Regions from separate parts of the Mus musculus genome. Here region 1 is linked to region 2. The links are chromatin loops, found by intact Hi-C in ENCODE. Cell type or tissue: heart. All regions are shown on one strand. Each heading gives the region's core, and the rest is flanking DNA. Links, peaks and the distances in the headings are about the cores only.

Region 1 (7,524 bases), core at 1,097-6,096, 240 kb before region 2:
ATTGCAAAAAAATGGGTCTTTGGGGCATGTTAATTCAAAGATCACTGTGGAGATTTATGCATAAGTGCATATGTATATTTAGAACACAGAGACTGAGACAGATAAAGAGAAATAATCACATCATTCTGATTTTTTTAATATATTTCCACATTCTCCCTTTAAACTAAAACTTTTTCTCCCCTAACCAGAATGAGAATTCTATGCAACTGCATAGGACCACAACTTATTTCTATTGTTATCTTATGGGACTGAATTCACAACAAGAATTTGTTGAAAGAATAAATGAATGAGTTTGTTTTCCTAGCCCTCACTAAGAGTGCACACACCACCACCAAAATGTTTCTATCACTACAGCATCCTCATCCATGTTTCATCCTCTCAGACCTACCATTCCTCTGTAAATTAAAAGTCAAAATCCATTGTAATTAATGTTACTATGGCAACAAAAAGTTTAGTATAGCAAACAAAAAGCTTTCCGAATTCTGTGCTTTCTCTAGTAGAACCAAGAATTTATACAGATCCTAAGAATGCTCTAACATGCCAACCATAGTAGTGAACACCTTTTACCCTAGCACTTGGAAGGCAGATGCTGGCAGATCTCTGTGGCCAACCAAGCTACACTGTGAGGCCTCATCTGGGGAGAGGGACAAAAAAAAAAGGAGTGGGGGAGGGAGAGGGGAGGAGAGAAAGGCAAAGAAATTCTCTAACATTATCAGTAATACGCCCAATACTATACATGCCCATTCCATGTCATTGATACAATATTAAACAAAGCTCTCATCCCTATGACATGCTCACGCCCCTTAATTTTTTTGTTAACAATTACAAATCATAAAGAAATACTACTTGCAGGTATGAGGTCCTCTATTTCATCACTTTTCCAATATATAATGTGCCCTTTGCCCACACTGCCTTTACTTTCTATTACAAATCTTCCTTCCTCTAGTCACTAGCACTATGAAGATGCCAAACTGACTTGTTTTGTCCCTCTACCCTGTGAAACTGCTAGCTTCTGAATCTGACTCATCTCTAAAATTCCTTCCTTTGCCTACTTCACAAGGTATCAACATAATTTCAGCAAATTTTAAGGATGCTATGTAAAGCATGTCACTTTGATTTTATAATGAATTAATATAATATGTAAGCATGCATGCTACTCAGATATCTAAAGTTACATAAAATTACTATATAAGTACATGGTTCTTCAACCTAAAACAACACACACACCACTATCATTCTGAATGTCAGGATTTCATAAACCAGTAAAATATTTATTTTTTAAAAAGGTGATCAACTTTTTATTTTCATCATTTTCTTTAAACCTACCATGTACTTTACCACTAATTATTTCTCCAGTGAAAGAGCAAAGAGCACCTTAACACCAAAAAAGAACAATAATATTAGAATAAGTTACCCCTGCCCCTCTTTTGGCAGTGTTGGGATCAAACTTATAGTTTTGAATATGGAAGGGCACTCTCCCACTGAGCCACTCCCCCAGGATATAACTTTATTTTTAGTTCTTTCATCCTGTCTTATACAGATGAACGCTACCATGGACTGGATCCACAGGTCAGTGTTTGGGAACCACTACTACAACCTGTTATGCTTGTCGGTCCTCAAAAGTTCTGATTATCTGGCCAGACATATCATTATGAAGAAGGCCTCTTTGGTCTCCAGAGAGAAGAAAATATACCACAAGATAAAATAACTAGCTCTGAAGCTGAGATTCTTTAACAGAATATAAACTGAGGCTGCCTCAAATTCTCTAGGGATAGTCTTCATAGAAAGACCTAAATACTGTTATGGTTAAAGGAGGTTCAAGACACCTCAACTACATAGCCGACTGTCAGATCAGAGAGAAGATCCAGAGAATGGATCATATCACTAGTGAGACTAACTTCCCCAAATTCATGTCTGTGTGGATAAGGAGATGGACTTATAAAATACAAATAAAATGAACTTAATTATAGGATACAGAGGGAAATATGAGCTGTAAAATAGAGAAAACTTTTCAGGTGGTCTAAGTGTTTGGCATCTTGATTTCACAAATATGCACATATGTCAAAACATGTACACTTAAAGTATAAGCATTTACTGTACAAAAATTTGCTTCCACAAAGTCATGGGTTTTTTGTTCCTGCTTTTCAAACTCCTAAGAAGAGCAAACCTAAACACAGTGCTGCATATAACAAGCCATGTGACTTCCATGAAAGCAACTGCTCGTCCAATACAGATGACAGCAACAGGGAAGGAGGAATGTAGTAAGGGTGCCCAGAAGCAGGCAGAGAGAAAATATGGGTAGTTCTCTCTCTCCACCTCTCAAAACACAAAAACAAACTTCCTGATGGCCTCATTTTAAAGTCTGCCTTACAAAAGCAGAACCTGAGGAAACTGTGGTTCCATTATTACTCTGTAGATGACTAAACCTCAAACATTTTCCTTATCACAGTTACTGTTGCTTATGATGCTGTTTTGTGTGTGGTGTTTGGGGTTTGTTATTGTGGTTCTGGGGTTTTTTTTTTTTTCCTCCTCTCTCACTCTCTAACATATCTATGGGCACAGGGCGGCCAAGTGCACAACACTTGCGCCTGTACTTTACTTGATCGTAAACTATTGCTCTCCCTGGACAGGGCATCCAAGGAGGCCCCACAACCAACCTCAGCTCTCATGCAAGTCTCATAACCCTCAAGCCCCTTTCCTCCTCTGCCCTGCTTTCAACTGCTACACCAAGGCACAGCCATCCCCCGCTGGTTCCCGCCTTGGCCTTTAACGCTCCCCATCCCCGCACAGGCCTTACCCCCTCAACTCTTGTCCCAGGACGTCCCTCACCTTTCCAAGCTCAGCGAACCCACACCCTTTGCAAACGGTGGTTATGAGTTCCTTCAACTGGGCCCTTCGGAGCTGGGCCCAGGATCCCCTCCAGCGGGCTTCTTCCTGGTGCACAGCACCTAGGCTGTCCCCTGCCCCCCTACCTCAGATGTTCGCAGCCCCTCACCACCTGCCAACCCTTCACCCTGTCCCTTCAATTCCAAACCCGGTGCCGTCATCCCGAATCCCCTCGGCACCTTGCGCCTCTGCGCGCGCCGCGGCCCACGCGTCTCTTTCACTTGCACCACGCCGCCCTGCCCGGGCCTGTCGGCGGCCGGGCTAGGTGAGTTCAGGCCGCCGCCATCGCTCCTCAGGCGAACCAGCCGCGCCCCGCCCCGCGCCACACGCAGCCCGCGCCCCCGCGCACCTCACGCAACCGCCCAGTGACGCACGGCTGGGCAGCGGCGTGCCAGCTCATTGGTCCGGCCAGGCCCCAGCCAGAGCGTCGACGCCCGTTTCCTGGCAACGGCCGAGCGCAGGGGCGGGGTCTCCGTCCGCATTCCAAGAAAGGAGCGGCTCCACACTCTCAGGCCCCGCCCCCTCGACCCGCAGACTCCGCCCTTCTGAGGATTCTGGCGTTTTATAGGGGACGACTGAGAAGAGGCGGGGACAGAGGAGAGAAATTCGAACCGGAGGGCAGAAGGCTGCTCTAAGGGAGGGACAAGCTTCTGAGGCTAGGAAAGAGTAGGCTTTGGAAGGCACTGGGAGAGATAGAGGGCGAGGACGAGGGGGCGGGAACACAGGCCCTGGGCGGTGCTTATAGCGTCAAGTGGGCAGGGCTTTTCCTAAAGGATAGGCCAAGGGCCAGTCTGTGGGCAGGGCTGTAGAAAGCTCTCCTAGACCAGGCTGTTTGCTACCAAGCTAGTTTGTTTCCACCAGACTTATGCACGCCGGTTGGATTCTACCTTCCTACCCGTGAAGACCGCCTCTTCCTAGCTCTCCCGAAGCTTCCGTGACCTCGTAGAACGTGGAATAAGTTCCTACATGACAGCCTGGATTCCTGATCCGTTAGAACCTGTCTCAGTCTTAGGGCTGCGAAAGGAAAAGCGTCTAGAAGCAGCACTTAGCATGATCCCTGTTCATAGAGGATGAAAGAGCTGAGAGATGGCTTCAGGGAGAAATGCTGGCTGAAACAAGAGTGAGAAACACTAAGAGAATTAGCAGTTTCCGATAAAATCTGTAGTTGATTCTATCAGTGTTACCTGATTGTGATCATTCTGTGATTACATAATATGATGGATGACAGGGGGGCATGGGTAAGGAGTTTACAGCTTTGTGTGTTGTTTTTGTGACTTTTCTGTGATTCTAAAACTGGTTCAAATTAAAAGTATCCATAAAGAAGAAAGAAATAAAAATTTCACCCTAAAGAATTAGCTATCCCAAGGCAAGGCAGAATGGTCAAGACCCGGAGAACACCTGGAGCTGGGAGCATGCAAAGCAAAGATCAGATGAGAATGAAAACGGAATATATAATACTGCGGGACTAGTTGACCGTGTTAGTTTATATTATAGTCTTGGAATTTTATACATAGTCAGGTGGACAGGGCACCTTTGCAAATGGTCATTCAAAAGCAAAGCCCAAAATAGGATCAAAAGGATGTAGAAAAGGGAGTTTGTGGACACTGGGAAGGGTTTGAGACTTGGGTAAAGGGAAGGGAAAGGATTAAATATTGACATCCTGTATAAATTAAAAACCATCAAAGGGAACCAGAGAGATACCATCCTGGTTAAAGCACTGGCTGAGCAAACGTGACAGCCAGAGTTCAAATTCCCCAGAATCTACATAAATACCGGGTGGGTGTTGTGATCCACCGGGATCTGTCCTTGAAAGGTGACTCTGTTTTATTGAGAGAACCTGTCTCATTAAATCAGATGGAAGAACAAACAAGTGTGATTCCTTCCATCAGTCTCAGGCCTCCACAAGCACACACACACACACACACACACCACTCAAGGGCATACTCACAAATTTCCAGAGCTGAGGCATTGTTATGAGAGGTGGGAGTGACAGTGACTAGAAAGAAGAAGAGTGACTCCTCAAGCTTATAATAGTTCTGCTTCTTGAGCCAAGTACTGAGCTGGGTAAGTTCAATTTGTGAAAATATATCAAACTATAGATTTCTCTATTACTGTTGTTCCAGTGATAGTGGTAGTTACTATGTTGGCTGTATTAGTCAGCTGTCCATCACTGTTCCAAAATGAGATTAATAACAGAAAAAAAAAAAGTTTATCTTGATTCAGAAATTTCTGCCATGCTTGCCTTTGGAACAGTGGTGAGGAAGTAGATCATGCCACAGAGTATATGGCAGCGGAGGCTGTTTACCTCGTGCCATCCTAGAAGTAAAGGGTAAGATAGAAAAATGTTAGAACCCCAACATTCTCAAGGGCATACCTCATTGGCATGCTACCTGCCCCTTCCTAAAAGTTTTACCATCCCCCAATTGTGCCAGAACCTATTGACCAAGACCTCAGAACATAGCCTGTGGGGTACCTTTAAGACTCAAACCACAGTACTAAGTAACAAATCACTCCAAATTAGTGGCATAAAGCAGACGGCTTGTTATTCTGTGATTCCAATGAGATGCAGCAGAAGTGGTTTATTTCTATCCCATGAGCATCTAGGAAATTCAAATGTGGGAGTGGCTTGAGCCATCATTAGAATCACCTAAAGGCTTCTTCAATTGCATGTACAGTGCTGGGCTGGAACAAGTGAAAGGCTGAACTCAGCTCAGACTTCTCAAGTTTCTCACAGTGTGATAGACAGGATCAAAGAGAGCAGGATCCTGAGAGGCAGCAATCACAATATGCATACCAAGCTACCCAGAAAGTAGCAACATCTTTGATAGTCTAACCTTAGATGTCACAAAACATCACGCTTAGTATGCTCTATTTGCTGATAGTCACAAGTGACAAACATCAAAAAATTTGCAGTCATTTTTTAAAATATCTGAATTACATAATACTAAATATTGGTCCCAGGTGTTTGGCTGAGAGGACAGAAATGGGCGTTTGGGGTGGGGGAGAAGAGTAGGTGGGAGAAGATAAAGGTGCTGATACACTGGGTTGAAGGGGACTGCGGTGGTTTGAATAAGAATGGCCCCCATAGGCTCATATATTTGAATGCTTAGTCACCAGGGTGTGGAACTCTTTGAAATGATTAGAAAGATTGGAAGGTGTGGCCTTGTTGTATCACTATGGGTAGGCCTTGAGGCTTCAAAAGCCCTAGGCTTGCACTCTCTCTTCCCCCCTCGACCCCTGCCTATGGGTAAGGATATAACTCTCAACAACTACTCCTGCAACATACCTGCCATTATGGCATTACTGGCACCATGCTCCTGACCATGGACCAAACTTCTAAAACTGTAAAGAAGCCCCCAATTGAATGCTTTTTTGGTGGTGGTGGTGGTGGTGGTGGTGGTGGTGGTTAGTTGGTTTGGTTTGGTTTGGTTTGGAGTTTTAAGACAGGGTTTCTCTGTGTAACAGCCCTAGCTGTCTGGGAATTCACTCTGTAGACCAGGCTTGGCCTTGAACTCGAAAAAATGCCTCTGCCTCTGCCTCTGCCTCTGCCTCTGCCTCTGCCTCTGCCTCTGCCTCTGCCTCTGCCTCTGCCTCTGCCTCTGCCTCTGCCTCTGCCTCTGCCTCTGCCTCTGCCGTCTCCCAAGTGAGTGGAGGCATTAAACCATACCTGGCAAATCATTTATAAGAGTTGGCCTAGTGATGGAGTCTCTTCACAGCCTTAGAACAGTGGCTAACACAGTATGACAGTTAAGGTGTCAAAGTGGGATCTAGTATGCAGTTAGTCAGTCCTAAGGATGACTAAAGCTCAAGGAAGTTCATGAGAATTACTAGATAGCAAAATAATTCTGTGGGTGACCAAGATCAGCCAGAACATGTGTGGAAGATGGAAATGAAAGAGAGAGATCTAAGATTTCTAGGAAACACTAACCTAGAAGGAATGTGCGAAGACTCTTATAAAAGAGACTAAGAAATAAACAGAACACCAGGAAATGGTGACATTACAAAAGCTATGGACAAAAACATTTTGGAAACATTTCCTAGGGATATAGATATTTCTTTCAAGAAATTCCAAAAATGTAAATCTGACACTAACCCATAGCTGTATAAAACAGTTTACAGGTCTCCCATTGTCTTTGATTGTCCCCTTTTGTTCTTAAAATTAGGGGTAGGGGACAGGTTAGCAAGATGGCTCAGCAGGTAAAAGCATGAGCCTCACCACTGGAATTTGTGTACCAACTGACTCCAAAAGTTGTACTCTGATCTCCATAGGAATGACAGCAGGGACATCAGCCTAAGTGGGAGGGGGGATTATAGGAAATACGTTTGTTTTGTTATGAAAAGTTCACAAGAAAACTTGAAAGAGGTTGAGGGTCCACAAAATATGTCCAGTAGCTGTTGGCGCTGGGCATGAGAAATAGGAAAGGAACAAAAGTAGCACAGAATGAGCACATAGCCGGAAGATTGGGTGATAGGTATGTAGATAAGGATGTGGCTATGGAAAACACCTCTAAGTGAGAGGCACCCCAGTGTCCCTAGAGACTAGTTTAACACCTGACATGAAGGAGCCGCTTGGCACATAATTGTCAAATAAATAACTAGGCCCAACAGAGAACCTGCATAAAGTGAAACAGTATTCAA
Region 2 (7,524 bases), core at 770-5,769:
GCCAAATTCCTCCTAAGGGCAGAAGGGAGGCACAGGCATTGAGTAACACTCCTTACCTGACTGCAGCTGTAGAGCCCTTCATATCCCTCCATCCCAAAGAAGAAACAGCCATCAAAACTACAACAACCAGACTGCCTCTAGCAAGGCTCTCTTAGCCACAAAGTTAGTAGGGTCCCTTGGCGATGCCTGAGGTAAGAGTGTGGGGAGTACGAGTTCTTAGGTGAGTTTACAAGACAGAACACGGAGAGCTAGTGCAGCAGGCAGGGAGGGAATCTGATTAGGCCAAGCACCAAAGGCATTCTTGATGATGTGGAGACAGGTTACTTATGAGGTACTGGTGAGCCCTCTCCCACAACCCTTCCAACTTCTGGGCCTCTGTACAAACCCTTAGGCTGCCTCCATAGGTGAGTGATGCTGGGGGCAGGACTGGGCGCACCCCAGAGGGGTTCTCCCTGGGGGCTGCAGGAGGGAGGGAGGGAGGGAGGCTGAGGAAAGCCTGCCTGGAAGGACCAGGGCCCAGTACCCCCACCCTCTTTGTTTTGGCTGAGGCACCTGAAGCTCTGGGGACTTCTGGCTGAGGTCAGCAAAGGCATCACCTAGTGCATGCTGGGTCTGCAACAGGCTGTAGAGGTGGGCTGTCAGTGCCCGGCCCAGCTGCAGGACACTTTCATACTTGCGCTTCGTCTCACGCAGCAACTCAATCTGCAGCTCTAGCTCCAGATCCACAGTCCGGGAGCCTCGGCCAAATCTCTCTGATAACAGCTGCTTTGTGCACTGATTGGAAGGGGGGGGGGGTGAGGTCAGAAATCTAAACTCCACCCCAACAATGAACTACTCCAGCACCCCCGTTCTCTTAGTCATAGCAAAGACTACACAGTAAGACCTGGGGAAAGGGAAAAGGTCCCCACGGAGAATTTCTGAGGAGAAGCACTTGAATCTTACCTTATATGTGTTGATGCCCCATTTCTTGACGATGTCAAACTTTTCTCCAGCGATGCCCCGGGCCACCTCGTCACCAGGGCCAGAGGGTGACGTGCTGTGAGATGGATGTCGGCCAGACCCTAAAGGACCAAGTTCTCTGACACCAGTTTCTCTTAGATAAAACCATACACTTCTGTGGCTCACTCCTCCCCCCCACCCCCCCAAACACACGAAATGACCTCTCTGAAGAAGGACTATCTAGACAGACAACTGCATTCTTCTGGTCACTAGGGGGAACAAGGACTCATGTCCTGACAACCAAATCAATTCAATGTATGTATCTGGCATTCTTGGAGTAGGGTAGGAGTGTTGTTGGTGTACGAGATAAGCGGGAATAGAAGCAAACATGACATGTGCGATTGGCAGGATCAAAGATGGTGAACACAGAAAAACAGAGAAGTTGGCTTATATTTCTAGGTAGAATTCTAGCCAGTAAAAGAGTCTAAAATGAAACTCTGAGAAGCCTCACAAAGCTCCAAACTGGCCTTAAGCTCCTGAGTGCTCATAACCTTAAGGTCTTAACTTGGCTCAGATGGTGGCGGCAAGGAGGAGAAGACGAGTGAGATTATCTTCGAGACTGACTGGCCAGTGGGAGGCAGATGGGCAACTCTGGGAGCTGGCCTGGGACTGGACTGTCTATGAACTTCACACCAGCAGTTCGCAAGCTCTCCAGTCCAGGAGTCAAGCTTTCCTGTATGTGTCTATGTGCCTGCAAACTGTCTCAACACCCCACCCCTCAAGCCTATCTCTATCATTCATACCTGTGGGGATGAGTCCGTCACCAGAGCCCCCATAGCCACCAGACACAATGCTAGTTTCATTGAGGTTGGGTCCTGACACCATCACCTGCTGGAGGTCCTATAGGTCAGAGAAGAGGGGGGCACCTCAGGAACACAGGGATGGATGAAACATTTTGGGGACGGAGACAGTGCATAGTAAAGTCTGTACAGAACCATAAAGAAGATTTGAAAAGTATGAAGGAGTTTAGTTAACTGAAGGCTACCGGGACAGGGGAAATTAAAGGTTTATAAGTCAGGAATGTATAACAAAACAATGAGAAGAATCAAACAGAAGCACCTGCTCCAGCCCATCGTCTTCAGGAAGCTGCCCAGCTTCGCCATTTCCGTGGATGGGAATCTCCATTGTGGCTGCCTTCCCTAGAATCCCGTCCGTCATGGCTAGGGAAGGGACTGGAGTCAAGGTCTCCACCCCAGCACGCTGTAAAGCCCAACACAGACAATTCTGGAAACTGGCCAGCACTCCAGAACAAGGAGGCCTTCCCTGTGTTCTCAGAGGTTTCAGGGGTTGTCTTTGGGCTTGGGTGTCCTGGGATCAGCCACCACGGCTTTCCTTGAGTTTGTGTGTTTCTTCTCTTCTGAGGACATTATCTCTACAGATGCATGCATACCAAAGCCTCGGGTGTCTTCTCATAACCCCCCTACCTCGCCTTCAGTAACCATTCATGCATTCAGTCATTCAACAACTATCTAGTGAGTGTCTATTATGAGTGAGATACTGAGGCAATGGGATTATAGCAGTGAGGACCAGAGGGGAGGTCTATGCTCTCTGGGAACTTAACCCTGCAGAGGCAATGTTTACCAGAACCCTTTCCTAGGCTCAGACTCTCACTTGCCACTCAGGCATGCTCTACAATCCTGGTCTTTCACATTCTTTGGTGTTCCTTCCCCTCTTCCTTCAGCCGGTCTGGGCTCTTCCTTTCTCCATCTCATGCACCTGACTCCCTTAGGCCCTCCCCAGCAGGCCTTGGTTGAAGCAGTTAGTGAATGTTCCTGGTGTCAGGTGAAAGGCTCTCTTTCCCAGGACACGGGCAATCCCTTCCAAAGTCAGCTGAAGCCTCCCAGATGTGAGGGGCTCCCCCCACCCCCATACACCTGGGCATCAGGTGTGTCCTCATCCTTGCCAAGGGCTCAGGGCATTTTGCCCTCAGTACAGGTTCGTGCGTTCAACTTCCCTTCGTCCAAGTATGTCCTTCTCACCTGGGCCGGGCCGCTCTTCCCCTCAGGGCGCGAGGCCCGGACCGCGCGGGGACCTCGGGTTCCAGTTCTCGTCGCGATCCTAGCAGCAGGTCAGAGATTTGGCGGAAGTGACATGCTCTCTGGGCAGAAGAAGCCGGCCACGTCGCAGAGAAAAAGGGCGGAAGTGACGTTTGCAGTTGTGGGCAGGACGAGCCTGGAGCTACGCCTTCAAGCTCTTGGGGAGTAGTGAGAGTTTACTTCCGGGGCGACTCTGAGAGCTCTAACCTCCCCCCTCCGCCCCCCCAACCCCGCGCCACCCTGCCACCCCGCCACGGGCGGAAGTGACTAGGGCTGTGCGCCCTTGGCGTGATGGAGCAGCAGCAGCAGCAACTGAGAAACGTGAGTGAGAGCGCAGTTGCTCTCTGGGTTAGACGTGCAGTTTGTTTCCAGGGGTACACGCAAGAACCCGAGGGGGAGACGGGCTGTGCATCCCGGGGAGCCTTAGCGGTGGTGAAGTCGTGGTTCCCTTTTCTCTCAGTTGCGAGACTTCCTGTTGGTCTACAATCGGATGACAGAACTGTGTTTCCAGCGCTGTGTGCCCAGCCTGCACCACCGAGCTCTGGACGCTGAGGAGGTGGAGACAGTGTGGGGGTCCCAGAGTTGACAACGTGACGTGACACCCTCCCCCAGCCCCCCATCTTCTCCCTCTTTCTTGACCTCACTCCTAGGCTGGGGACCGGGAAGGAAGGAGGCGGGCTTGACTGGACCCCTTTTAGTTTCTACTTCCCTCCGTCTTCCTTCCAGGAGGCCTGCCTGCACAGCTGTGCTGGGAAACTCATCCATTCTAACCACCGCCTCATGGCCGCTTACGTGCACCTCATGCCCGCCCTGGTCCAGCGCCGCATCGCGGACTACGAGGCTGCCTCGGCCGCGCCAGGTATTCCTGCAGAACAGACCAGAGACTCGCCATCAGGCAGCTAGCCGTCCCTGGCCCCTGGAGAGAAGGTGCTTGGATGGGCTCCTCTATGGACCTTGGGCTTATCTAAATGTGTACAGAGAGATTGAGCTTGAAAGCTGGGTGCTGTTGCTCCTTTTCTTGGAGCCAATAAACCCGTTTTTACAGTCTGGTTATTTGTCTATGGGTACCAGCCTTTATTCTGTCATCTAGTGCATGTGTACTGCCTTTAGCCCTGGAGGTTGATGTAGTGCCTTCTTATGTGTAGAAGGACAAATTCAGCATTCCCAGCACCCCAGCAAAAGCAGGGATTATGGGTAGAGCTTTAAGGTTAGTAATAGCAATGGGAAATTGGTTCCAAAAGGAGAGCTCTCAGTGGCTGTCCTTGGGACTAACTCAAGGACCTGAATATACATTGACTCATAACTAGTTTTTATTTTCAGCTGTCAAAAAGAATTGCTGTGAACCTAGGGGAAGAAGGTAAAACCAAACAACAAAAGCAGGAAGAAAACTCTACCCCCTTAGGCTTTAGCCACTGCTTCCTAGGAGGTCAGTGACAACAGAACAAAGACAAGCCTCTAAGAATTCAGGAATGTTGACCATTTCCCCAATTTACTCTCTTAGTACTTCCTGCCTTTGTGAAATTAGCAATAAAGACTTTAAACAAAGAAGTGCTTTCTTGTCTTCAGAGTCAGTCAGGAAGGCAGCATTGGTCAAACCTCAGGAAGAGAACTCGAGGGAGAGGGAGATGGTGTTAGGGAGGGATGGTTAAATGCCATCTGTGCCCCTCCTCTTCGGGTTTGACTGCTTGTCTAATCTAGTTTCAGCTCTCTACCCTGTGCCTTACACTAGTCTCACTGTAACTGCTCTGATGCCAGCTTCTCTATTCTTGTTTCATTACTCCCCACCCCCTCTTGTGGGATTCACATGTGTATTCAGGAGGAGTCCTTTCCTGGCAGCTGCCGGTTCTGTGACTTCATTCCTAGTGTGGAGATGGGGAAGGAAGGAGGATGTGGCATGTACCACCTTGTGGGGCTTCAAGGATGACAGCCTGCAGGGCAAGCGACAGCATGGGGTCTGCATTTATTACTGTTTTACAGGAGATGGAGCACAAGTACTTGTGCTTGCCAGGCAAGAACTTTTTTTTTTTTTTTTTTTTTAATGTCAGGCTATAAACCATTCTTAGTGCTCAATGGCTTCTGGACACTGAGCATAGAAAGAGCCACTTGCTCTTTGCCCCAATGTCACAGGCAGGGCTGAGCAGCTAGGCCAGGTCTGTGGTGCTGATCTAGGACAGCATCTTCAGGGCAGCAGGCAGGAACTTGTAACAACTAAGCTCCCCACTTCCTCTTCACTGCTTCCCGTAATTCCATCCCATCCCTTCCCTTCCAGTATTGCATCAGGTGACCAGCTTTCTTTTTTCTTTTTTCTTTTTTTTAAACAGAGGAATTAAATTCCTCGTCAAAACCAACTATTCACAGAGCAGATTTGCAGAGCAGATTTGCTGTCCTACCCCCCACCTATAGGTCAGAAATAGGCATCTATTTATTTATTTATTTATTTATTTATTTATTTAGAGATGTGGTCTCATGTACCCAAGGCTGACCTGGAAATTGTAACTAAAGATGACCTTGAACTCCTGGTCCTTCTGCCTCTACCTCCCAAGTGTTGGCCAGCCAAAAAGTTGAAAATCTTAGTTGATTCCATATTGAGAGGCAGATCTTGCTCCAAGGCTTGTTATACATGCCTGTAATCCTTAACAGGGCAAGAATTGTAAGTTTGGAAGCAGTCTGCACTGTTAGATCAAGACTCTACCAATAAAGTGCAGCTGGAACATTAAGCCTGATATTCTTTGCACTACAGCAGGCTGTTTCTCTAAATCGTGTCTGTTGAGTTATTTTGTATAAATTTATCATACTTACTCCTTTTAATTGTGAAACTAGGAGGTATTATTTTTCACTAGACAGGTAAAGAAGCAAGAAAGCAGACCTTAGGAGAGCCCTGTCTTACACAGTTCTTGGAAAGCAGATTTTGGTGTGTCACTTTCCTTTCTTTTCCTTTCCTTTCCCTTTTCTCTTTTCTTTTCTTTTCTTTTCTTTTCTTTTCTTTTCTTTTTTTCATTTTCCTTTTAGGTGGTTTTGCCGTGGACCCATTGGCCTTCAGCTTGTGATCCTCCTGTCTCAGCCTCCTAGATCCTGGAATTACAGACACAGGCTACAACCTGTTGCTAGATAATTCTTTAGGCATATAAAACTTGCTGACCAGGAGCTTCCTTAAAGAATGACCTGACTACAAGATTAATCTTATTCCTTGACAAGTACACATGTGAGTAGAGCAGCTTGTGAACTTGTTAGTTCCCAAAACCAGGAAGGTGGAGACCCAGGATATTGTGTGGCTGCCGAGAAAGCGCTACGTCAGCACCTGTATGTATCCTTTCAATAAACATGTGCTGTGAGTTGTCTGTGTTTCCTTTCTTCCTATGTCACACATAATTAGTAATTGCTGAAAAAAGACTAGGAAACAGATATGCCCGAAGCCTACTCTCTGAATGACCTGAACTTTTTTTGCTCTGTCTTGTTTTGTTTTTGAGATGGTCTTACTATGCAGTATCACACCTTGGATTCAAATTAGCTGGCCTTTACTTCCAAGTGCTGGGGTCACACCTATGCCCTCCACACTAAGTGTAGAGAGCTCTTACACCTAGCACTATTTGTAGCTTGTTTGCCTTCAATGCAAAAGCAAATGTGCCTCAATCCGGCCTGCCAGTCCTTTTCTCCTTTCAGTCTCCTCTCCAGTTTCTTCAACATTTAAGAGAAACCCCTTCGTACTGCCCACTTTCTATACTTGCTGATTGTTTTCAGGTCTTGCCATTGGCATGGTAAGGGCAGGGCAGAGTTCTCAAACGCAGTGTGCAGGAATTATTTGTTTTGCTTTTTTGTTTTTGAGACAGAGTTTCTCTGTAGCTTTAGCTGTCCTGAAACTCTGTAGACTAGGCTGGCCTCAAACTCACAGAGATCCATCTGCCTCTGCCTCCTGAGTGCTGGGATTAAAGGTGTGTGTTATCACCATCTGGCAGGGATAGTTTTGTTGGTTTGGTTTGGTTTTTGAGGGGAGAGGGTTTCAGGAGGTCTAACTCAGGTTTTTGTACATGTTAAAAAAGTGCTCTACCTTTGATCTATATACCCAGACTAGGAGTAAATTTCGACATAGTCTTACCACATCACAACCACTGGAGGGCAGAGGTGGTGGTCCTGCCATTCTGACTTCAGAACTTCACTGTCTGTTCCTCTGCCCAATCTGTTTGCTTTAAAGCTGTTCATCCATTCAACCTGCTCACTGTTTTACTCTTCTCATGGACTTTCCCCTCTCCCCTTAAATAGCTCTTGTACTTCTATTCACCACTTCTGCTTTGATGTTTATACAGACAATCCATTCAGTAGTTAAGATCACTTCATTCCATTTAGTTGTGTCTTGGCTATTGTCATCATTCTAAGCCACCCAGTCTTCAGAATACTGCTACTAAATCAAACAACATAACACTATTTCTTTAATTTTATTCACTGACCATATTCTTTCTGCTTGGTTTAGAAGTCACTGTCCCTATAATCATTT

What was found. Hi-C counts contacts between places; a loop is a spot of excess contacts. Peaks named below come from ENCODE experiments on the same cell type or tissue, not always from the same donor. Only the 100,000 strongest peaks of a DNase experiment are listed, where the experiment ranks them.
Region 1: a loop joins it to region 2, with 4 times the contacts of the local background. A loop is called at or near these places in 16 of 42 quality-filtered maps.

What each region holds. Positions count from the first base shown.
Region 1 is chr7:105,396,819-105,404,342 of GRCm38, forward strand. Fam160a2 (family with sequence similarity 160, member A2) reads right to left here and starts at 3,236. Exons shown (of 12, transcript NM_199009.3): 1 at 3,066-3,236. It also overlaps a transcript of Cnga4 not described here. In heart, for the core only: no CTCF peak of the experiment used is centred there; a DNase peak (open chromatin) is centred at 3,333; H3K4me3 peaks cover 2,167 bases; H3K27ac peaks cover 1,629 bases.
Region 2 is chr7:105,637,267-105,644,790 of GRCm38, forward strand. It overlaps Arfip2 (ADP-ribosylation factor interacting protein 2), which reads right to left and starts at 3,150. Exons shown (of 8, transcript NM_029802.4): 1 at 2,979-3,150; 2 at 2,059-2,199; 3 at 1,743-1,839; 4 at 943-1,061; 5 at 553-774; 6 at 1-12. The coding sequence starts at 2,157. Timm10b (translocase of inner mitochondrial membrane 10B) reads left to right here and starts at 3,179. Exons shown (of 3, transcript NM_019502.3): 1 at 3,179-3,356; 2 at 3,496-3,591; 3 at 3,762-4,580. The coding sequence starts at 3,327. The coding sequence ends at 3,938. Gm22504 (a small nucleolar RNA gene) reads right to left here and starts at 5,210; the gene lies at 5,072-5,210. In heart, for the core only: no CTCF peak of the experiment used is centred there; DNase peaks (open chromatin) are centred at 2,235 and 3,135; H3K4me3 peaks cover 2,595 bases; H3K27ac peaks cover 2,415 bases.